Regions from separate parts of the Homo sapiens genome. Here regions 1 and 3 are each linked to region 2. The links are chromatin loops, found by intact Hi-C in ENCODE. Cell type or tissue: dorsolateral prefrontal cortex. All regions are shown on one strand. Each heading gives the region's core, and the rest is flanking DNA. Links, peaks and the distances in the headings are about the cores only.

What was found. Hi-C counts contacts between places; a loop is a spot of excess contacts. Peaks named below come from ENCODE experiments on the same cell type or tissue, not always from the same donor. Only the 100,000 strongest peaks of a DNase experiment are listed, where the experiment ranks them.
Region 1: it touches region 2 in a loop (4-fold over the local background); 4 of 110 quality-filtered maps call a loop at or near these places.
Region 3: it touches region 2 in a loop (3-fold over the local background); 3 of 110 quality-filtered maps call a loop at or near these places.

Annotation. Positions count from the first base shown.
Region 1 is chr11:131,670,064-131,678,074 of GRCh38, reverse strand. The region is part of intron 1 of NTM (neurotrimin); the gene reads right to left. Among named protein-coding and RNA genes, the nearest start is that of NTM-AS1, 11 kb to the right of the region's middle. RefSeq lists enhancers at 1-413, 3,766-4,060, 7,223-7,723 and a silencer at 7,347-7,560. In dorsolateral prefrontal cortex, for the core only: a CTCF peak has its summit at 3,922 (motif pointing right); DNase peaks (open chromatin) are centred at 3,580 and 3,914; H3K4me3 peaks cover 691 bases; H3K27ac peaks cover 2,552 bases.
Region 2 is chr11:131,365,918-131,373,928 of GRCh38, reverse strand. It overlaps NTM (neurotrimin), which reads right to left and starts at 3,314. Exons shown (of 9, transcript NM_001352005.2): 1 at 3,041-3,314. The coding sequence starts at 3,122. In dorsolateral prefrontal cortex, for the core only: CTCF peaks have their summits at 3,104 and 3,444; DNase peaks (open chromatin) are centred at 2,970 and 3,388; H3K4me3 peaks cover 2,338 bases; H3K27ac peaks cover 2,496 bases.
Region 3 is chr11:131,242,050-131,250,060 of GRCh38, reverse strand. No RefSeq gene overlaps it. Among named protein-coding and RNA genes, the nearest start is that of NTM, 120 kb to the left of the region's middle. RefSeq lists an enhancer at 3,368-4,013. In dorsolateral prefrontal cortex, for the core only: CTCF peaks have their summits at 3,078 and 3,282 (motif pointing left); a DNase peak (open chromatin) is centred at 3,270; H3K4me3 peaks cover 807 bases.

The DNA.
Region 1 (8,011 bases), core at 1,655-5,654, 300 kb before region 2:
GCCTCTTCACTTCATCAAGTCAGTAAATAAATAAAGCTGAGAAGGTGGTGGAGGGAAGGGTGACTCTGGAGCCTATTAGCATACATCTGCATATCAGTGAAGAGACAAGGTCCTGCTTCAGGAGAGCTGATCACTTGCAGATTCAAATCAACCCTGTGACTTTATAGTAGGGCTTGCTGACCAGCTGTGTGTCACAAGGCTCTGTGTTATAGGGCCACCAAGGATGGCATAGGAGGAGTGGAGGGGACAAGGATGCCAGGCCTCTGCAGGGCGCTGGTAATGTGCTGTTCAGTCCTGACATTTCCTGACTGCATGAGGTTGAGCAAATGGCGTAACCTCTCTGAAACTCTATCTCTGCATCTTAACATATTGCTCATAGGAACTTTCTGGGTTCTTATGAGAATTTGGGCTTCTCTTGGCAAAGCGCTTGACCCTCAGTAAATGCTCAATAAGCCATGGACATTGCTGGTACCAGAGGCTTTGGAAGTGGGCACAGAGGGATCACCACTTGACAACTGGAGAGGAGCTCAGGGTCATGTATGGCTGCGTATGCAGCCGTCCTGCCTGGCCAGCCTGGCTTTCATCTTTCCCCATAGTTTTCCTCACAAGTTTTTCAATCTCACTATGCAGTTCTAGCTTCAGGCACCTCGCTGATATGTTAAAAATAAATAATAAACGATTGCATTGGTCTAGCACTTTGCTAGAGTTTATTAAGGACTTCTACCTGTAATATGCCATGTCATTCCCAACACTGCCACGAAAGGTCCTCACTGCAGAGAAGAGGAAGTGGACCTCCACGGGAGGCGGGTGATCTGCGCAAACTCAAATGGCCTGAAGTGGCAGGACAGACTTCAGGCCTTGAGCATCCATTCCTGGCACTCACTGCCTCCCACATAAGTTGTGCTTGCAAGCAGGGCAGGGCTCGGGGACCTGAGGCCACCAGGGCACAGAGTTCCTCCTATCCCACCGTGCGGTTTCCATATGTATTAGATGCCAGAGGCAGATCTAGCTGCTGGTGATTTGGGCAACATCTGAAAAGTGCCCAACACTACCAATCAGTCTGTCATCATCAAAAATGTCAGTGTCAGGAAAGACAAAGGCAACAGCACTGCTCCAGATACGAAGAGTCTAAAGAGATATGGCAACAGAACGCAGCTAAGTGGACAGGTCCGTCGTGAGGCGACTGTAATAACGGACATTATTCAGACTACTCCAGAGGCTGAAGTGGATCTGGGCTAAGTCTCTGGAATTCATACCTTGTGTTGTGGCTGTGGAAGAAGACGCCTTGTTCTTAGAAGGTGCATAGTAAATATGGAGGGAAGCTGTTCAATACACTACTTTTATTACATTTTTGAAGGTTTAAAATTTTCAACGAAGAAAAAGTGCACCAGGCAGACTTCTTGAGCAAATCTGTCTCTCCAATGGCTAATTGTGGTGCCTGAAGGCCCATGTTAAAACATTTAATTATAGACTTCCTGAAAATATGGAATTGTGAAGGTCGTCTGATAAAACCTTCTGTCTCTTATGTGCTCCCTCCACTATGTGCATATGCAGGTTCACAGTCACGCATGCATGCGCACACACAGGCATACCCCCGCACACGCATGTACACAGGCACAGACACACACACACACACAGATACACACACCCTCAGTGCTAGAAAAACTCCAACGCAGCCCTTCACTTCTTTGGGTAGCTTAGACCCTTAAAATTTCCTTTATATTGAACAGATTGCTCCCAAATAACTTCTGTCCATCAGTCTTGGTTTTGTTTTATGTAATTATACAGAAAACATCTCATTCCTTTTCTACCAAACAGCACTTAAATATCTGAAAACAGTTATGTGCTCCCAAAGCCTCCCTTTTCAGTTTCTCTTCCCTATGTTCACCTGTTTTGAGACAAAATGGACCTTTGTGTCTTCCAACAGCCTCTTGCTAAAAATCAAATTATCCAGAAGAGAAAAGCAAGGGTTCAGGTTCAAGTCTCTCATTTCAAAATCTGGCTAAATGTCAGTCCAGTCCCATGGTGACATGGACCTACCCAGCTAAGTTTCCAAGGGTGAAACCATTGGTCCAAGGGGTTTGCTTGCCAGTCCTCTTCAACACCAAAGGTGAAAGCCATAAAAGACTCTCCCAGATTATGGATCTGGACCCCAGTCCTTGCCCCTGGAAGCAAAGTCAAGCAGACGTCTGGGCTTTTCTCTCTTCTAGAAACAGGGCCATTTTCTTTTAGGGGATTTAAATGGAAAACATCCTCTGCCTGAAGTCTTGAGTCACCTTCATCTGAGACGACACACAAAACCACAGACAAAATGCTGGCAGAGGGTCTTCTAAGTCAAGGCCCTCTGTGGAATTTTGTACTCAGACAGTCTGTGGGTGGAGGGTCACATGATGAGAAATGTACAAGCTTTGGAGTCCAAGCTGGGTGTGAATTTGGTCTCCTCTAGGATATAGCAGCTGCGAGAACTCGAGTAAGCCGCTCAGCCTCCCTCGGCCTCAGAGTCTCCTTTGGTTAAAATGAGATAATCCTACCTCCCTTATTGGGCTGTCATGAGAAATGAAAGAACAAAAATGCAAATTCTCTTGCTCATAGTAGGCACTCAACAAGCAATGATTAATTAATGCGGCCACCATTCCAAAAAGTTATAACAATGCATTTGGCAAAGGTTCAGTCTGTATTACTGGTTATGTAAGATACTAATGAATTATTATAATAACATTTGTGAAATCATATCCTAGCCAGTAATAAGAATTTAAAAATGTGTTGGGAAAACCACCCGTGATATATTGGGTTTGAGCCAAGAAAGCCAGTCGACAACAGATGAGCTACTCTGCTGTTTAATATACTTAATAAAACAGTGTAGCTGCCCGAAATTGCTGTCTTGCTAAACAGAAATATCCCAAGGGTTTAAACAGAAAAGATAAATGCTCTCTTCGTCTTATACAAGAACCAAAGTAAAGATGGAACTGGGGATCTGGAAGCTCAGGCAGGATCAGGAAGATGGGTGCTAGGCGAAGGTTGAGGTCTGCTCACCCGGGCTAAGCATTTGAAAAGAAAAGAGTCTTCAAATATGGTGGGATGAATGCAGGAAATGGGACTTTGGAATCCATCTGGCACACTGGGAGCTTTCTTTTCTAGCAGCAAGTGAGTAGCTGTATGAAGATCCAGATGAAAGGGAGAATATAAGACCAAATTCTGTAAACTATGAGCCCCACATCTTGGTCCCTAATCCATGCATGTCTTGGAGCTGCAATGAGTTTAGGTGCCTGATAACCTATATCCCGCGGGGAAGGTTTTTCTGTCTTTCAGAGAATTTCAGAGAAGCAGCATTACAGGTAACCAGACAGGGAAATCAGGCTTGCAAATAACAATGGCAATATTCTTGTAACTGCAAATGGGAACAATAAGGCTGGTTCTGTTACACTGAGCCAACACCAGATTCATGGGAACCAGAAAAAGACTACAATCATAGCAATGAATGACTTCAAATGAAATGAAGCAATCCCACACAAAGAGTTCGCTTGCCCGACTGATACCAGCGAGTGGCCAGCTCTCTGGTGTTTCAGCATCCTCAAGGCCAGAGCATCCCAGCTGCAGGGAAGCAGAAGCACCATCCAGGTCATGCTGATCACTTTACAGGCGACAAGCCAAGACACACTAAGGACGTCCAGCCGCTAAGCCACAAACACCAAACTGAGCTTTAGGATTGAGCTTTCTTCCTACTATACCAGCCTCTCCTTTTCAAGAATGACAGCCCTAGGAGTGACAAGAATGTCTTGGGTAGAGAAGGAAGACTTTTTATGAACTGCATTCCTTTTCAGTGAGCTCTTTCCAGTTTCAGTGTAGGCGGTGGCCAAGCACTTGTGCAGCACGTCTGCTTCTCTGGGAAAGAGAACGTGTGCGTGTGGCACTACTTCTCATGGCCACGCGAGGGCGCCCGCACCCCGTGCTAGGACCCTTCCTCCTGCCTACCTGCTCACCCTACGCTGTGTGTGTATGTTTTTTCCATGAGGTCAGAAGTATCAAGGTTGTAAAATAACATATTTTCACTTGTTTTCTTCCTACATCCAAGACATAGCATTTCTGAAGTCAATTATCTCCCCGAGTTGCCATCATCTCCCTACCCTCTTTCTCTTTGTGCCGCCTTTCAACCCATCAGAGTCTGACACCAACAGACGGGGGAGTGGAGGTGTGGGCAAAAATGAATTTATTTTTTCTCACTGGTGATGTCAAATCCTTGTTCTGGCACTTTGTTTTAAAAGGACTTCTGCAAACGTGAGATCTCTGTTCTCCAGCCTCAGGAAGGAGAGCCGAGAGAGTGGAGGGCTGCCATGCTGTCTACAGAGGGTCTCAGGTGTCACCTGGGCCCCCCAAGGTACAGGTCCCTTTAGTACCATTTGTCCAGCAGTGCTCCCAGTGAGGGATGGAAGAGCATTTTTGCAGAGTTCCCAAAAGCAGACAAAATTAGAGCAGCAAGCATCACCCGCTAACTGTATCACGTCACTGTCTGGCACCATATTTAAATGCAAGCTTTGTCCAGAGGTGGGCAGGTGACCCAGATGATGAAGAGATAAGAAGAAAGACACACACACTGAAACACATACACACAGACAATGAGGACACAATTTGCAGTTCTTACAAAGTACAGGCCTGGGGGCTGGCAGAAAGGGCCCTGTGATCCTTTTGGGGCCACCATAATGCCCTGCTCAGAGAAGGCCACCAGCCTCCTTTGTCCTCTAAGGTAGGCATCCTACAAAGTTAGTGGAAATGGACTGGTCAACCTCAAGTCTCTCCACTCAGGAGCCCACAGGCAGCCCTGAGCATCCTCCTGGTCACCAGCTGTACCCCAGTGGGCACACAGCAAGGGTTCTGGGGTCACCTTCTTGATCCATTGTTGTACTCACAATTTACCACCAGAAACCTCAGGAGTTTTCTGACCCTCCTGCCCTCCCTAGCCCTCTCCATCCCCATCTATTTTTAGGCTAAAGCCTAAAATAGACAAGGAACGAGGTCACTCCCCACCCCCACCCCGGCACCGTGGTCTTCTCTGTTTTAAGGGAAATAGACAAGGAACACGGTCACTCCCCACCCCCACCCCGGCACCGTGGTCTTCTCTGTTGTAAGGGAAATAGGCAAGGAACACGGTCACACCCCACCCCCACCCCGGCACCGTGGTCTTCTCTGTTGTAAGGGAAATAGGCAAGGAACACGGTCACACCCCACCCCCACCCCGGCACCGTGGTCTTCTCTGTTTTAAGGGAGAACTTATCGCAAAGCCTTTCTTTTGAAGGCCAGAAAGAAGAGGCCAAGGCTGGTCCATGGGTATTTGAATTCCATAAGCCTCCACAGAGGCCCTACTATGTACCAGGAGTACTAAATACCTAAGTAGAATTGTGTCCCTTTCCTATTGGCACCAGAGTCTAGTGGGAAAATATATATATGAATAAACATTCTGTCATACAATTAATGCCAGCCTACAGCACCATGAACAAGACAAGGTGGGTTTGAGCCTGGTCTGATGGGTGAATAGGAAGAGGCCAGGCCGAAGAGAATGGCCTGGAATCCCAGGGAGACTGAAAGGGTGAGGCACTCCAGCTGTCGGGGTGTCTGATGCGGTTTCCTCGGAGCTGCAGAGCCACACAGCGCTCATCCAAACACGCCCACGCGTGCTTCGTGAAGCAGGCCCAGTGTCCTCGGTGGGGGTGCGGTGCCTTCAAAGGAGGCTCATTTGCTCAAGTCGCCGCCTCTGCCTTCACCTGGCCCCAGAAGCCTGGCTCGCTGGCATCCCTGCCTGAACCCTCAATGCATTCGGGCCTGTGCTATGCTTTGAGGCCTCCCCAGAGGGGAAATGTTCAAGGGTCCCCTTGCTGCTCTGCTCCTGGTGGGGAGGGAGGGACAGCACCACGCAGGCTTGTTCCTCCCACACCTGCCAAGAAGGCCGGTCCTCCCGGACCCATGGTGTGGAAAGCCGAGTCCACTCCAGAAACAGGCAATTTGTGTAGAAAGACAAAGAGAAAGGGATGTGCACGTGGAGAGGAACACAGCGAGGGCACGCTGCGGGCCCCTGGCCATCTGCTGCTGAGAGGCGGTGCAGCCAGGGGGCAGCCAACAGCCAGCCCAGTGCTCTCAGGTGGAGCCGGGACAGAGGCCTCTTTGTCCCGGAGCCAAGCACCTGCTGCTGTCCAAGGTTTGGAGCCCCCAAACCTTGACTTGGCCTTCAGAGGGGCCTTAGCTCTCAAACCAACAAATATCATTGCCTCCACCAGCGTCCAGGTCATTACTCTGAGGCGAGCTCAGGGGACACACTTCTCTTTGCCACTTTCGATGCCACTTCTTTGATCGACCACTGTCGATGGGCGCTTTGTCACTCTCCAGTGGCCTGTGAATTAGCCCAAGGCGTCTGCTTCCTATACCGCTGAGTCTTGGTGGTTCTCACAGGGCTCTGAGCCATTTGCCACCTCTGCCAAGTCGCAGATATGCCCAGCCCAGCGTGGGCTCCAGAGGAGGGTGAGGGTAGCCACCGGTAGGCCCTGCCAGCCCAGAGGAGGGTGAGGGCAGCCACCGGTAGGCCCTGCCAGCCCAGGGCTAACACTGATTCAACCACATTCTCTGCAAGCCCAGAGCTGACAAGGCCCAGGCAAGCAGGAGCTGTGGTGGATCCTGTGAATATGCAGGTAATGTAGAAGGATGGAGACAGGTGTCCCTGGCCTTCCATAAATAAAGTGTGCAGTGATGGGGTTGGGCGGGGAGGATGAGTATAGACGCCAGATAGCGCCCCAGGGAGGCTAGGGGTGGAACTGGCCTTCTAGGCTGATTATGCCTCTGCCTGGGGGAGATAGGAATGGCTCCCTCCTGGCATCCATAAAGTTGCTGAGTGCAGACCTTACCTAGAAAGGCAAGGGCCAAAAGCCTCCTAGCAAGTTCTTGAGCAGAGCCTGTTGGGCAGGAATTCCTGGCGCTTTTGCTTGGAGAGAAACAGGGCTGGGAGGAAGGGTCAGAAGAAAGATGATGGGGGCAGGAAACAGAGAAGGGAGGATGGAGTGAGAAAGGACAGAGCAGGAGGAAGAGGGGAGCCTCTGCCGACAGTGAAGCAGAGGGAAGGACGTCTGTTTTCAGAAGGGGCTGGGGGCCACATTCCCTGGGAGCCTCCTGGGCCCCAGGCCTTTAGCATCTACTGAGTGAATACCTAGGATTGCTCACAGAGGGAGCAGAGGGGAAGGGGCTGGCTCTGATCACACAGCCACCTCGCCGGGCAGCATCAGAGGTGGTTTTAGCCTAGATCTGAGGCCTCCAAGAAGGGCTACGCCTCTCGGACAGCATCCATGTCGAGAAATGAACCTCCCTGACCCAGTGGGGTAGAGGAGCAAGTGAGGCAGGGAGGAGAAGGGGACACAGTAGTCCTAGCCCTCGACTGTCAGGCCTCCTAGCCTTGTCTCCTGCCCCAGTACCACATGTCCATTTCCCTTGGCCTCACCCCAGCCCCACTACAGCCTCCATTCCAGGTAGAGACTGAGCAGCTGGCAGAGAAGGCCCAGCTCCAGCGGAGCCCTGCTTTCCAACCCACGTTGCCACAGCACTCAGAAATGGGAACGAAACAGACAGCCACAGAATACTACATGAATGCAGACATGTATTCCTTAGCAAAAATAAATAAATGTATAAGAAAGAAAGAAGAAAGAAAGAAAAAGAAAGAAAGGAAGGAAGGAAGGAAGAAAGTAAGAGAGAGAGGGAGAGAAAGAAAGAAAGAAAGAAAGGAAAGATTTGAGAGCAATTTTTTTCTATTTTTCCTTCTTTGGTTCATTTTGCTTAAAACCTCCGAGCCCACTTTTTGCCAAAGGGGATGAGGGTGGAGTGGGTACTGGACGTGGCAGGAGAAGAGCTTTTGGGGCGCCTTCTGTTATCTTGGAGTGAGGCAGCTGATGTGATATTTTAATAGGGAACTCATTTTAATAGCCTACAAATGAGGAGTCAGAGACAATTAAAATTCATTTCCAATTAATTGTTTTTTCTT
Region 2 (8,011 bases), core at 1,469-5,468:
CCGGGTGCTGCGCGAAGGGGAGTGTGAACTTTGCCGAGGCACCTTTTCCTTCTCCTCTGCCCTGTCTGTGTCTCAGGCTAGCTGCTAAGCGGATGCGGGATGTGAGGAGAGGTGAGGAAATGAGAAAGGTAAGAGAGGAACCTAGCCAAGCAAATCTGAAGGTGTTAAAAGAAACAATAATCCTTCGAAGGAGAAATGGTCGGTTTTCTAGAAAGAGGAAGCTGCAGCACAAGCAGCCATTCCTTTCAGAGGCTCTCAGTGGCAGAAGGTGGGCGGTGGGTGTTCTGCAAGGGACAGCGCCTGATCCAGTTCTGTAGCGTCTGCTCCCGGCAACGAGATGCCTCCACTTAATCAACCCTGGTGTATCTTAGGGCCAGAGCCCCAGGGAGCTAATCCCCCCTCCTGTCAGCGTCACTAATCAGTGCTGATTCCCTCAGAAACCCCCCTCCCTACCTAAGCTGGATCTTGGTTGCTGGTTGGGTTGTGGGGAGGAGCAGGTCAGGGAGGGGTTCCTAACCTGCCATTAGCACCAGACACCTTTTCAAGAGGCAGGAGGCACAGGAAGCAGCAGCTCTAGGAAGAACCAGCTTAAAACAAAAACAGAGGAGAAGAAAAAATCGCCTTGGAATGTGTGCTGCATTCTAACTAGTCCCACTGGGTCAATGCAATAGGGGTGGATTATTGCAGGCAAGACCTGGGCTGCCTCAGTAATTCTGCAAGTTTGATAAGAGATAGCTGGCAGACTTCAGCTTCCTTCCTCTGAAAGAGAAAACAGACATCACCTTTGCCACATCTGACTGGCATGCAATATGCGGGTCTTTGGGGGTCGTTCTGCGTTAAAATTGGGCAACCTTGTTCTATTACGACCACTGAAGCCTGTTCAGGGCTGACTGGGTGAGGGTAGCACAAATAAGGCCATCATTCTTTTTGAGAAATTCCGGATTCGGTAGAATGTGATAAGGTCTGAGATAGTGCTGTCGCCACCACCCCTACCCCAAGTTAGGAACAAGACCACAAAGTCAGATGGCACCTTAGAGAAATTGGCACCACCACTTTGCTACTCATCTATTCAGAGATGATTCAAAGTATGAGCAAATATTATGCTTCCCTGCATTTATTCTGATGAAAAAAAAAATCACGTATGCTAATTTATATGTAAATTCAGTATGGCCCTGGGGCTCCTGGCATGCAGCCAGCAGGGCTGTTGATGGTGGAAGTTTGGTCATTGTCTCCAGTTTGATGTTACAGGCAGAAGAGACATGGATCTCGGGACAGATAGAAATGACTGAGGGCTTGGGACCTTCCCTCTCCCTACCTCTGACCCCTCACCCTACCCCTTGCCTGCTTAGTTTTCATTTTTGCTGTCAACCCCCACAGAAACTGCTTTTCCGAAACTGCCCGATCCTGAACTCAGCTTCCCCACTTCATTCTTGTGCACCCAGAACAAGCAGGGGTGCACACACACGCACGCACACACACACACACTGATACTGCTTCATATTATATAAGAGGAGTCAATCGAGGATGCCTCCAAGTTGATTCCCTTCACTCAAACACCCACCAAAGCCCCTAGGGGACAGCAGGGAATCCTGAGGCCCATGCCTCCTGGGGTTGGGTGCAGCAGACGACATCATGGACATCCCTGCAAGATTCACCACCTTGGACTTCCTTATCACCCGACACAGATCCCTCCTGTCCCCACCCCTTGCCTTCTTCATCGAGCCCCAGTCAAGGGTGTACACATTTGATCCTTCCAGCCTGGTCTCTCTGCCCACCTTACGTGGATCCACACTGCAGCCACTGCAACCTATGTCAAGAGGACAGCAGCAATCCCTAAATCCTAACCTCGGAGAAGAGCCAGCAGGACTACAGCTCAGGACTCAGTCCAGATCAGGAGAACTCCATATTGCAGGGGGAGAAGAGGGCGAGGGGGTGGGACTCCCCATCGTTTTTCACCGGGTCAGAGGGAACTTTCCTCTGGGAATACAACTGCATAGGACTGAGCCTCACCTCCCAAGAGAGGGCTCCTCCTCCCGGAGCCCTGCTGGGCCACCCTGGGAAAGTTTCTCAGCTTGTCTCGATCCTTACGAGTTTTAGCTGTGTTTAATATAAAAGAGGCAAACTAGTTACCCCAAAGGACAGGGCAGGTGGGAGCAAGAAGATTAGTGGATAATTCTGTTGCTGGAACGAACAGACGTGAGAGCCGGGATGGGGTGTGGGGAGGCACGGTGCAGCAAATGGACTCAAGGTGGAGGCCGATTCCAAATGCACAGAACACAGCACTGGGGACATCAAAGCTTGCACTCAACTGCAGCCCCCAGGGCTCCCGGCTCAGCCGATAAATAAACAGAAAATTAGCATTCGACTCTTATTGCCTCTCTCCCTTCAACTTCGAAAAGCTTTTTAGAATTTCAGAGCCCCGGCTCCCCTCGCTTCCACACCTCCGACCCCAGCCACAAACACACCCCCGAACACATTTAAAACTAATACAGTTGTCCCCCACTGCTGCAAATTGACTCATCCCTTGCAGCTGGATCGCTGACCAGAACCTCACAGGAAGCACCTGATTCTTTCTAGCCTGCATTTTCCCCTTTGCTCCTTTTAAAAGCTTTGCAAGTTCGCTGGCCGATATTTAAAGTTTCCTCTTGTAATTTCTTCCCAGTCGCATAAGCAACACATTAGCAACCCTGTTGCCCTCCGAATCTGTCATTTCCCCCTGCTTACATGTGTGCTCCGTTGTGTATGTGTGCAAGAATGTGCATGAAGCCAGGGAGCCTTGCACACAAGCACAGTCCTAACAGGAGCACCAAACACATTTTACTTATGCACATACATATTCCCCCATTCCGGTAGCAGCCAGAATCAAATCAATATTCTCACAGCCTAGTCGGGAGAATGAAGTCCCAGCCATGCTGTCTAAACGCTCTCTCCTCCACCTGCAAACAGCGCAGCACAGCCGACTCGGGGAGTCTGCAAATCTTATAAAGCACACTGTACAATTCCTGGGTCTACCGAAGGCAAATCAATAGCAAGCTCTTACCTTGGAAGAGACACAGAGCAGCCAGCCCCGTGAAGATTGCCCAAGAGATAGAATTGTGCATTTTTGGCTGGATGGTTTTCATGATTTTTTTTCTTCTTCTTTTTCTTCTTTTTTGTCAGGTTCGGTTTTTTTCTTTCTTTCTTTCCTGATAGATTGTGTTGCTCTCAAGCTTGTGCAAGGAGATTTAAATCCACTGTTTTGCTGAAGGACACAACAAGAAAGCCGAGGGTGTGAGAGAGTATGACTTCTCCGTAATTATCTCCACTCATACTCTGGCACTGAGACACATTGTACAATCTGGCCCTGGACAGCCCTCCTACAAGCTGCAATCATTGGTTCTAATCCAAGGATTGACAGAGCTACAACACACGCGCGCGGGCACACACACACACACACACGCACACACACTCTCAGGAATCATTTACTGGGCAAATCAGGCTAGCTGATTAAAGAGACAGGAGCCTGGAGAGATAGAATGATAAATGCCACTTTGCCCCTTCTATATTACTTTCATTTTTTAAACTGACAGTCTCTGAGTCTTCTGAGTATCAGAAAATCCCTTTCCCCCTGGCATTCCCTGGCCTCCTGAACTCAGATTCCCTTTGCACTGGAAAAATCCCATAGCCAGCCATGGCTTATGGGAAATTTTAAAGGGACATTTTCATGCTCAGTGAAACTTGTAAAGATGAGGCAATTTTCATTTGTTGGTACCTATTTTCCCCTCCAATGGAAATATCATTCAGTGACAGCTTTTTTTTCTCTCTTTCATCAACCTTTCTACTTAGTTGCTTTGAAAATAGTAAATAACTTTCTATTTTCTCCTCCTGTCACTTCTGTTTCAGAACATCTATGTTACTCCTCTTTTTCATTCACTTTTTAGAAGTCAATTTCCTAAATTCATCCATGTGTATATGATACAATGGAAAGGTACAAAGTACCTGGTATTTGAGAAGAAGCTCTATAGTCTGAAGATGGAGAACCTTCTTCAAAAGAAAACAAAGCAGGAGTTTATTCCCCATGACTTGGTCAATCCACATCCACTAAAGCAATCATAGAAGCATCTGTGATTTAAACTGCAGCGAGAAAGATTCAGGGTAGACATGCGGAGGGGCTTTCTGAGTGTAAACTTTGTGTAGTTCCTCAGACAGTTGAAGACATTAACCTCCTTGGTGATAGGAAAGAATAAAAACCGAACAGAAATAATCTAATGGACATAAATGATTTCTTAAGAGGTCTAATTCTAGGGCCTGGAAGTTTATTCTAATCTTTGGCTTCCCCTTATGAGAAGCAAGTTAGAGGATGTGAACAAAAAATCTAGAAAATGTAGCTCCTGGCTGGGCACTGTGGCTCACGCCTGTAATCCCACAACTTTGGGAGGCCAAGGAAGGCCAGTAGCCTGAGCTCAGGAATTCGAGACCAGCCTGGGCAACATGGTGAAACCCTATCTCTACTAAAAAATTCCTTAAAAATATCTGGGTTTGGTGGTGCGCACCCGTGGTTCCAGCCACTTGGGTGGCTGAGGCAGGAGAATTGCTTGAGCCTGGGAGGCGGAGATCACAGTAAGCCAAGATGGCGCCACTACAATCCAGTCTGGGTGACAGAGCCAGCCCCTGTCTCAAGAAAAAAAAAAAAAAAAAAGAAAAGAAAAAGAAAATGTAGTTTCTCACAGAACCTTCCTTAGCTAATTCTGACACATTCATACCCCTACTATGCCTTGACACACATTTTAAAAATATTCTTCTAGAACTCCACCGCTAATTATTATACTTCCTTGTAACCCCATAAAAATGTTCATGTATTTTCAAACTGCATAGAAGAAAAGTACTCATTGTCTGTTTGTATTTTAGTGTACAGAGGTGAAATGAAAACATCACTGCCATTTTGCACATGTCTAAGACGTACGATTTACCTTGGCTTTTTTCTTTTTTCTTTCTTTTTTGTTTTTGTTTTTGACAGACTCTTGCCCCGTCACCCAGGTTGGAGTGCAGTGGTGCAATCACAGCTCACCGCAACTTTGAACTCCTGGGCTCAAGGAACCCTCCTGCCTTACCCACTATGCCCAGCTATTTTTTTTTTTTTTTTAATTTTCTACAACATAGTAGAGATGAAGTCTCACTATGTTGCTCAGGCTGGTTTCAAACTCCTTGCCTCAAGCAGTCCTTCCAGCCTTGGCCTCCCACAAGTTTACCTTGTGTTGTGTATGAATAGGGACAACACTGCCTGGAATGTGGGATCTTGTGACCTTGAGAGGAAGGGGCCCTGGGACCTCAAGATCTGGGGACCTCAAGATCCTTCTCATAGTTCTGCACAACTAAGGGACCTCAGGCAGGTCCTTTCACCTCTGTGAACCTTGGCTTCTTGTCTATAAAATTGTAGAACTGGAATAATTTATTATACTCCTTCTCATTTTAAAGATGTTTTATGTTAACTGGTATTTTTTTTCTTCTTGCCATTAAGTTCTAATTCACATATCTATCAAAATGTCCTTGATATCGTGAGCTCCCAATGGACAAGAATTTTATCTGTAGATGAGTCTTTTTGTGCGGTGCTCAGCATAGTGACATGTGTAATTAAATGCTTTGGAACAACTGTGACGGCAGGTGATAACAGTGCAGTGCAGAAGGAAGGTGGCTTCCTTTCACCACCATTTCATTTCTCTCCAGAACGATGATAAAGATCATGGGCCACTGGTAAGTCTTTAGTCCCAATCAGGAGAGGTGGACAATAACATTTGTAAATGTCCTTACCCTGAACTGTAATAAATCTATACAGTTACCAATGTTTATTAAGCTCCCAGGTGTGTACAGATAATAAGAAATTAATCATCGGAGTTGATATTTATTGATATTTATTTGCAATGTGCTAGACATGATACTCAGTGTTTTGCATGCATTTTTCTCATTAAATAATCACAACCTATGAAGTGGTGATATTATCATCCCCATTTTATAAATGAGGGCATTGAGGCTCAGAAAAAGCTTGTCCACAGCCACACAACAGTTAAGGAATGGAATCAGGATTTAAACCTGAGCATTTTCATCTTAGATCAACTTCAATAATAATATCCTGTGCTAAATACTGTGAGGGACTCAAATAGATATCAAGCATCCTAGCGTAGAATCTTTTTGTTGCTTTCAATAGCATATGAGATTATTAATAAACATTACAAAACAATACATATGTTGATACAAAACTACAGGAAGACTCATATACTGCTTTCAATCTTAACTGAGTTTCCAATGGTTGGTACATATAATTAATTTCATCAGACAGCACACAATAGGTGGTCATTTTCTATGATAGTTTTGTAAAGTTCTTTGGAGACGGTGGGAGTCATGAATACCGTGAGAGTGACTCTGATCCTAGATCTGAGGCAGAGGGAAGGACGTTGCTGGATGAGAATACCATGAATTAAAAACTAGAGTTAGAAATACACCAAGTATATTTGAGGTTCTAGTGACTTGTCTGAGATTCCCCATCCTACCATTCTGTATAGCAAGAAGAGCTTGAAAATATTTTTTAAATGAACCTTAGCATAATATGATGCTTGGCAGTTACTTTCTGCACACAGGTGAGGTAACCATGTCTGGTACCTGGCAGGCACAGACACTGGGCGTCACTGACATGACTTGTTGAATGAGAGCACGGACTTAGGGCTGCTTTGCTTGGGGTCCAAATCCCAGTTCTGTCCCCTAGGGGCTGTGAGATTAGGTTGAGTCATTTCAACTCCACATCTGAAACAGGATAGCAATTACACCCCCATCCCAACCATAGCCAGACATCCTAACCATCAACTAATTTTCATTAATTTTACTGTTTTTAACCAAGTTGAGATGGATGTGGTCTACCATGTGTCATTGGTAGAAGCTATCTGTGCTTGGGAACTAAGACTCCTGGACAGAGCAGTTTCAGCATTATGCTCTGTGCATTCATTGAGGCAAAATATATCCTCAGGGATTGCCGAACCAGAAGTCTAATTTGGGTTCTGAACACTGCTAAATGCTAAACTATCTTGAGAGCTATAGCTCTTTCAATGCTTGAATTTGCCACATGAAGTAAAATTTCCCAATGGCCTTCAGGTTTCACAAAAGCACACCATTAACCTCCTTCTAGAGAAGGCATCTTTTTCCCTCCTTTGTTATTGGGTTTAACACAGCATCACCAATACAGGCGTGTTGGATCAGTCAGCTGCTCATTGCTGTAATTACAAATCGAAAAAGCTGATCCTAGGCTACACACAGAAGGGTTTCATTCAACCAAGCACATCTCTTGCCTAATGGAACCGGTCTCACCAATGCTGTCAGCAAACTTCCTTTCCATTTTCCATTCTAGTCTCAGGATCTATCAGGCTTAGGACTGAGAATCTCCATTGTTGCAACTACCCCAAAGAATGCACAGCTTGGTCCTTCTGCTTTGGGGTGGCTCGTGACTGTGGTTAGAGATTTCTGCCAGTAGAAGTGAGCCAATGACTAAAGAACCTCTGACTGGGGGAAGCTATGACTGGGGGGAGCTATGATTGGAAGGGGACACTTTGAAATCGCAGTTCCCTCCTCAACAATCAGAGCTCCTTCCTCTGAGTTAGAAGGCTCAAGTACTTCTCATCAGGTGCCTGGAGGACTCACTTTGCCTTTTGCATTAGCCAGATTTGTGTTATGCACCATTTACTTCCCAGTTCATGAGTCCACTTTTTTTGCAGAGGAGTATGAATGGCGTAAGACAAAATTAATGTCTGGAAAGGGACCTTAAATTCTAGACAGAATGATAATTTTTCACCACCCACACTCCTTGAAGTTAGAAGAACTTTACTACAGACATGATTTTTCTGTTTGCAGATAAGAAACAAGGAAGGGGCATAAAAATTAAAAAAAAAAATAAGAAAGGGGAAACAGATGAGGTCTTTAACTCCTTTGGAGAGGGCAGCTAGGATTGCATTTCATAAACCTTTCATCATCGGGCAGCTTAGGAATCTGC
Region 3 (8,011 bases), core at 1,655-5,654, 120 kb after region 2:
GCAGCTCTGCCAAGTCTTCTTATTCTCTCCAGCCTGATGTCCTGAACCTCCAGCCTGATCTCCTGAACCATGGTGGGTCCTTTATTTTCCTGACTTTATGGCTTAACTTGGCTGTGTTATGAACTGAATGTTTGTGTCTCCCTCAAAATTCATGTGTTGAATTATGACCTCCAGTGTGATGGAGGTGGGGCCTTTGGGAGGTGATTAGAGCATGAGGGTGGAGAACTTAGGAATAGGATTAGTCCCCTTATAAAAGAGACCCCAGAAAGCTCTCTGATCCTCTTTTGCCAGGTAAGGATGCTGTGAGAAGACGGATGTCTAAACCAAGAAGCAAGAAATGGACCCTCATCAGAACAGAGTCTGCTGGCCCCTTGATCTTGGACTTCCAGCCTTCAGAAGTGTGAGAGATAACTGTTAGTTGTTCATAAGCCACCCAGTTTATGGTACTTCGTTATGACAGCTTGCAATGACTGGCAGCTGCCTTCCCTTTTCCTCCCCTTACTTCATACTTAGCTTGACGAAGTTGGGTGTGGCAAATAATTTGGGAGTGGGGATTTTTATCTTGAACTTCCCTGACCCTCCAAGTCCCATTATGGTAACTGAGCAGAAGGCTACCCAGTCTCCTTTTTTGGAATATCTACTTTAAGATTTCATTTGTGAAGACTGAAAAGAGTGAGCTGCAGATTTCATTTTGCTGTTATTTTAGTAGTGAATCCTAAATATAAAAGGATTATTCTGAAACAAGTTTACATGAATTTTGTAAAGAAAAAAATACAACAGATCTATTGTCAAGAAAGATATAATTAAGTGATGCAAATGCAATTGACGAATTTGAAATTAATTAATTTGACCTGGCTTACAATAATACAAAGAGTTACAATGCCCCAAAAAATTCCGTTATGTTTTCTTCATAGTCACATGTAACTTTAAATGCTCTTCACAGAATGACAAGATAGAAAAATTGAAGTTATAGCAGAGATGCCAAGATGCAGTAGGTAGAAAATTCCAAAGTAAGTGGTCAGACAGTGTAGATTACACAAGGAAATTAATAAAAACTCTGTACAGTGCTACACTTTTCCTGCTTTCAGGACATAAAGGGTCAAGGGAGGATATGATGGGTTTTCCTTTACCAATAGCTATCACTGTGCTTTCAGACTCAGCCCCTGGGGGTAGTGGGTGGAGGAGCTTCCTTCTTTTCCCAAGAGAGGTTGTAAGGCTGAGTTTCTAGTGGTCAGTGTCAGGGCAAGTGGCCAGAACCTGACTCACAGGGAAAGGTGGAATAGGAAGGTGGCCCCAATTAGCCTGCACTCCCAGTTAATCTGAGTGAGCAATGCTTCCTACACTCAGGCATGGCCATGCCAGAGCAAGAGAGCTGGGCCTGACCTCCTTTGAGTCTTGCCCAAGAAGGCTCCCGCCAGAGTGTGAGAGAAATACAATGGCAAGGAGGATCCGTGGGACCTCATATTGTTGTTTTGCCATGAACATGCACCTTTCCTCAGCTGCCAGGGCCTGATTGCTCTACGGGGAAGGGAAGGACGCCCCTATTCCTGTGACCATCCTTCCTCCTAGGTTCCTCTGCCCAGCCCCATCAGAGGCTGTCTTCAAGTTCCAAGGGGGTTGGGAGGAAGGTTACTGTCACACTGGTGCAGGGTTGATTTAATGTTAAATTCAGTTCAGAATGGTGATGAAAATCCTAGACTGCATATTCTAATTTCCAAACTCAGATTGCATTTGTAACTTAAATAGAAGATCTGTTGCTTAAGAACTAATCTGGTATTGAACCAGCCAGCCACAGTACTGTCACAGAGATTGCCTACTGCCTGTGTTCATTCTGACTGGCCAGTGTGTATACCTGCTTAACAGTGAGCAAAAATGTCATGAGCCTGTCAGGATTTTCTTCACATACAGGTAGAGATTACAATACTATAAGGAAAAACCTTTTAAAATATTGAATAAAATGTGAGATTTCAAGCTTTTTAGACCAACTTAATGTACTTCAAACTTGTTTGCATGCTCTTTTGTATTTTTTTATCTGCTCTTTAATCTATGCTATCGGTGTCACCATTTGGATTTCAAGAAAATAATCCAATCAAGCATATGCTGAAATTGGGTAGGAATGAAAGACCACTAAGAGACAGGAGTAATTCAGGAGTTAATAATCATTTAAAACAGTTTTTCAAATTATCAATTATGATCCATTAATTAGCTATGAAATAAATCTAGTGAGCTATGGTTGAGTGTTTTTGTAAGTGAAATTGAATAGATGAAATAAAATAGGAAAAGACAGATTAGAATATAAAATGTCAGAGTACATCCTCCATCTTAAGATTAAATGTTATTCAGTGATTCTTTTGTTTGTTATGTGAGTATGTGAGTGTATAGTTCTGTGTGTGTTCTGAGCTGAAGCTATAAAATCTATTTCATACAGGGCTTCAGTCAAAAAAATGTTGAAAGCCTCTGAATTCCAGCATATACAAAATCCATAAAAAAAAGTCAGGAATCAAAAGCACAAAGGCAGCATGAGAAATAGCATAGAACAAGGAAAAGGGAATAATACACGTAGGGATCAGACAAGTTCCTGGTTTCTGCAGCCAGCCCATTTTCATTCTATTTTTCTAGAGTAGAAGGTAGTGCACTCACCCAGAGCTCCTTAAAAGGCATCTTACTCATTTCACCTTTGTCAACAGAAGGAAGAAGGAAAGGAGAAAGAAAGCGAAGGATAAAGACAAAAGAGAAGGAAGAAAGAAAAAAATTAAAAAGCAAGCATGTTAGTGAAGACAGGTGGGGAAACTGTCACCCCCATCCCCCTTTTAAAACAATCTCCACCTACTCAGGATCTGGAGGACGTGTGCCTATAAATGACCACTTTCAAATGAAGGAAGTTCCAAGTTACAATTAATGAACAGTACAAACCACTTTGCAGTGTTGTCACACATGACATATAAAAGGTTGTGATACTAACAAAGTGATCGCACTATGTGGAATGCCCTGGTAATTAACCTTATACGCTGTTTTATTGAACACTCCTCTTGTGCTGATCGAGGAAAACTGACATGTGTCGATAGAGTTTGCAGGAATATTTCACTACACGTGGCATCTTCCCAGGGTTTATATTGACTGGAGAAGACACTATCATGCAGGATGAGCTACACTCGGGGCCGCCACTTTGTGCCGACTTTAGGTGGCACCTTCCCAGTGTACGCGACGGGAACGGCACTCCCTGGAGTCCTGAAACGCAGTGGCCCTGACTACGCACAGCTGGGGCTCCAGGGCTTCTGCTACAGTGCCCCCTGACGGCCAGAACCCCATCTGCATCTGGGCATTGAGTGTTAGGTATTGATTTTTGCCACTACAGGTGGTCCCAGCTTAATCTTCGTGTGCTCCCACCATGGCCTTCTCCTGGGCTGCTGAGGTCTCTTGACTTCCAGGTAGCGAGTATGGCCTCATTTTTATAGTATCCCTAAGTCATCTGGTGGGGCTGATTCCAAGAAAATCTTTTTTTTTTTTTTTTTCAGTACGCTGCCAACAAAAGCCTCATCCTATCTCCTCCCTCAAGTGTACTTTTTCAAGGGCTGGGGAAGCCTGCAGAGCATCTGCAGTCAAACCCTTTCTAGCGCACCCAGCTGTCATTGACCTTCCTCTCAGCACTTAGGTTTTTGCACCACCTAATTGAGCTCTCATTAACTGCTATCTGTGCTGCTCACTGTAGTCTCGTGTATTCCTGTTAGTCTTGGCTCCTTAGAGTGTGAATTCCACAGTCTTTGGTATCCTTTACAGCAGCCAGCCCCCTGCAGTGCCTGAAAGTACTAGCCACACTTAGAGGTCAGTTGCAAGAAATTAGTTCTTTGAGCATCCTCCTCTTTATGTGTGAAAAGTGCTTTGAGGACCAATGGAACCCTTTTGGAGAACTTATGAATGCTTTGATCATGGTTTCTGAAAACATGAAACAGACAAAATAAAAATAAAAACAAAATATATATGTGCTTTGCACACATCGGTTTTCTTAACACTCACCATAACCCTATTTGATAGGTATTTTTTCACCACAGTTTAACTGAAAAAGAAATGGAAAACCAAAGAGGTTAATTTCTCCAAAGTTGTAAATCTAGCAAATAGCAGAGCCTGGACCCCAAGTCTGTATTCTTCAAGAAAATAGTCTCTCGTGTAGGTTATCCCTGTCTTAAACTTTAAATAACTCAGATAGATTAAAAAATGCTTCACCTCTGCCAAGGAGTCATTCCAGTCCTCAGGAAGCCTGAGGGCATTCCTTCTAGGGAACTATTAGCTAGTTATCCAGGAGCTAAAGGGCTTCGGGCTGTGTCCCATGGCCTCACAGTGGGCACTGGTCTTTCATAAGAAAATCACCTACAACTATCAAGATGCCAGAGAGGCAATGGAAAAAGACATGATTCAAGTGAGTCACAAAATCTGGAGGAAAATAACAAAGAAATCCAGATTCAAAAGATTTAAACAAACAAATGAAGATACAATAGTAAGGCGAAGTAATTGAAGAAATACACAAAGCAGGTCAGAATATACGGACAGCTTTCTACAGACCTGATATTCTTTTAGAATATCAGCACTTAGGTTCATTGCTATGGGCTCATTGCTACAGGAAACAGAACTCAAGGATTACATGGCCAGAAGGTTAAGTACTGCCAAACCCAAGTGAAGCTACAATAATGATTTTAAAATTGTATTGAGCACATATTATGCTCAGCACTGCATTCAACTTTTAATTTATGTATATTGCCTAAACTAATGAAAACCTGGTGAGGTTGATTGCATCAACAAATGGTCATTGGTCTTCTAGCCAATAGGAGTAGAGCAGTGAACAAAAGAGACAGCACTCTCTTTCCTGTTGGAGTTTACATCCTCATAGGAATGCATTATTAGAAGTAGGATTATTCCTATATGACAGATAAGTAACCCAAGGCTTACAAGGGTTAAGCAACTTGTCCGAATCACACAGCTACTTGATTGCAGAAGCCTCAGATTTAAATCCAAATCTGTCTGACTCCAAAGCCCAGATCGAGGCCCACCCTCCAATGCCTGCAGCTGCATTTGGAGTACATTGCCAGTTTAGCCACCTATAAGATCCCATTGTTAATTATCTTACTTACTGGAGCATTATACACACAGTCTTTATTGTCCATTCTGGCCCTTGATCATATTGTCATTTACTATTTTCTAAAAGTTTCATGGATGTAAGACTCGCTTGCCCACCTAAATTGAAAATTCCTAGAAGGTTGGACAAGATAATATATTTTGTAGTATTTCCCAGAGGACCTAGAATCTTACAGGGCTGGGCAGATGCATTTCACACAGGTTTTAAGCACCTGTTAATCTGCCAGGGCATAGTATTCAGCACCATGGAGAATTTTTTTAAAAATCAAATAAAATATTGTCCTTGCCATCCACAGTCTTATAACTTAGTGGACATGTCATTAAAAACTGACTGATGGAATTGTAGTTTCAACAAATCCTGTTTTTGAGAATTCATGAAGGACTGGATAAGGTTTCCAAACACAAGAAACAAATAAATGCAATGTATGTTTTAAAAAGGCAGGAAGGCGACTTGGAAAGTTAGAGATTGATAACAAAACCTGATTTTCCTATGAGAAAGACTCTCAGGGCAAATCAAAAGAGAATCAATTGGGAGACAGACAAACCGCAGAGTGCTGGGAAATACCAGTGTGGCTTTGAAAGAAGCACATTGTGTCTGACCCACCCAGGTTACTCCTGTCTCAAAGAGGAAGATGATTCTTGTAGAAGTGATGACACAATAAACATATTAGAGCTCAAGAACAGGAAGGTTGTTGATTCTGCCTATGTGACATCCTCATAAATAAGCTAACCAAATATAGCCTAGGAGACTGCCCTAGAAGGTGGGTGCACTCAGATGATTGTGATAACCAGCCAGCTGTCGGCCCAAGAAGACAAGAAAGAGGCACTGGGGAGGAATGTGTCCTGAGTCCTGAAGCATGTACAACTTCCATTGATGACGTTGGTGACAGGAGCAAGGAAGGGCTTATTAAGTCATGGGTGGCACTGGAAGTGGCATGCAGGCAGCTTCCTGTTGAACTGGACTGGAATTCTCTATGGCTGAGGCAGGTTATTAAAGAAATAGTTGAAAATGGGAACAGGTTAAATTTTAATAAAGAAAGCACGTAGGGAAAATTTAACTTCTGATCCTTCTCTTTCTCTCTCGATTTTACTCCTGGGAGCCAAGTGCGAAGGAAGCCTTCACTTGAAGCCAGGGACTCAGATGTGCAAGGGTTGCCTGGCTTTCAATTGGGAGTTGCTGTACTGGGACCTTGGTTTTCTCATCTGTGCAATGGGGTAACAGCTGGCCTGCTGCACAACCATCACCATGTGTGGATTAGCTCATTACTGATCATTCGGGACCCTAAAAATGCAAAGTGTTGCATAAATGCTAAGTATTATTATGCTTCACATAAAGGGCAAAGATTTTGACTTGGAAAGAAAATGGGAGGAAAAATTACAGAAGACAGAACAAGAATACACAGGAGAGAAGCTATTAGCCAGTTTAGGGCGTACAACTGCAAGGGCTTGATAATCATAAAACATCTGTGGTCATTTCCACTCACCTCTAGTTGCCGTGAGGGAGAAAGCAGTCTGTTTTCTTTAAGCAAAGAATAAGGAAAAGCAATAAAGTGAGCATCTGCCCTTGACAAGGTCAAGGAAATCTCTCAAATGTCATGCAATTTAGGATGTTCTAAATGAAGAAATTACTTAATCAACCTGGGGGACTGTAGCTATTACATAAACCAACGTAAACAAGCCTCCAAAATCCAGCAACTAAGGATGCTTTGGCTCCACAGCAGACAGCTTGAAATTGACAAGTTTCCTAGGCTGCCCTTGAAACTCAATTTTCTGACACTCAGTTCATCCCAAATTAATGGAGACCCCGTTCAACACCCAAAGCTGCCCTTTTGCGTTGCCCTCAAGAGCCCTTCCTGGGGTATAAAGAAGGCCATAAAGACAAATTCTAAATGTTCTAATATGATGGGGTGACGCCAATTAAATAAAATGCATTGATCTCAGTTAGAGGAGGGGAAGGGACACTATAAATAAGTATTCCCCTGTTGGTCAGCTGAGCTACAAAAGGGTCAAAGGGATTAGGGGTGGAAGTAGCTTCACAAGCCAATGCCATATGCAAAATAGAAACACTACTCCCCCATTTTTTTCCTCCCTAGTACCAACCACCTGTTTTCTGAGGCATCCCTCTAATAAACTAAAAGAGCCTTGTCAAGTAGCTGATTCTATTATTAACTAGACATGTGTCTCTCCCAGGCTTCCTGGCAGATCAAGAAGACTGTCAGCCTTCTCCACAGGGTCCCAGGGCCACTTAGCTGAGCTCAGCAGCCTTCATGAAAGAAGGACAAGGAAGATAATGGCCTTAATTTGGCCAAGTAGCCCAGAAGAGGTCCAGTGCTAAACTGTCTGATCACAGTCAGCGTCATCTTGGTACTGTCCCTCCCAGGCCACTCAAGAAAGCTGGTGCTGGCTGTGGGTCTGGGCAGTGGGTGAGTGCAAGTGATACAATTTGGGCCTTAAATATCCTATCTGAAGACCCATTGGACTTTTTACCTGACTACGTAGCTCTGGAGACCTGACTCATAGAGAATTAACTTTCTGTCCTTGCAACCGAGTTGTCACAGGATAATGCAGAACAAATTAGCGCATGCCCAGGCTGCAAGGAAATCAGGACAGACAAAAATGAGACAGGCAGGATTCTAGACTACTTTTTTGAAACGTGACCTCTCCTAAGACAGTTTCATGGGTCATTTCTCGGTACTTTGGTTTAGAAATAAATGTCTATCTTCTTATATCATGTTGGCAGGAAGAGAAAGAGGAAAGAAACAGTCAAGACGTCAGGAATCAGAAATGAATGCAGATGGGAACATTACTCATATTAACTCAGTGACACTTGAGAAGCCCAACCACTTGAGCTCCATCTAGTCAGCTAAAGGAGCAGAAGATAACA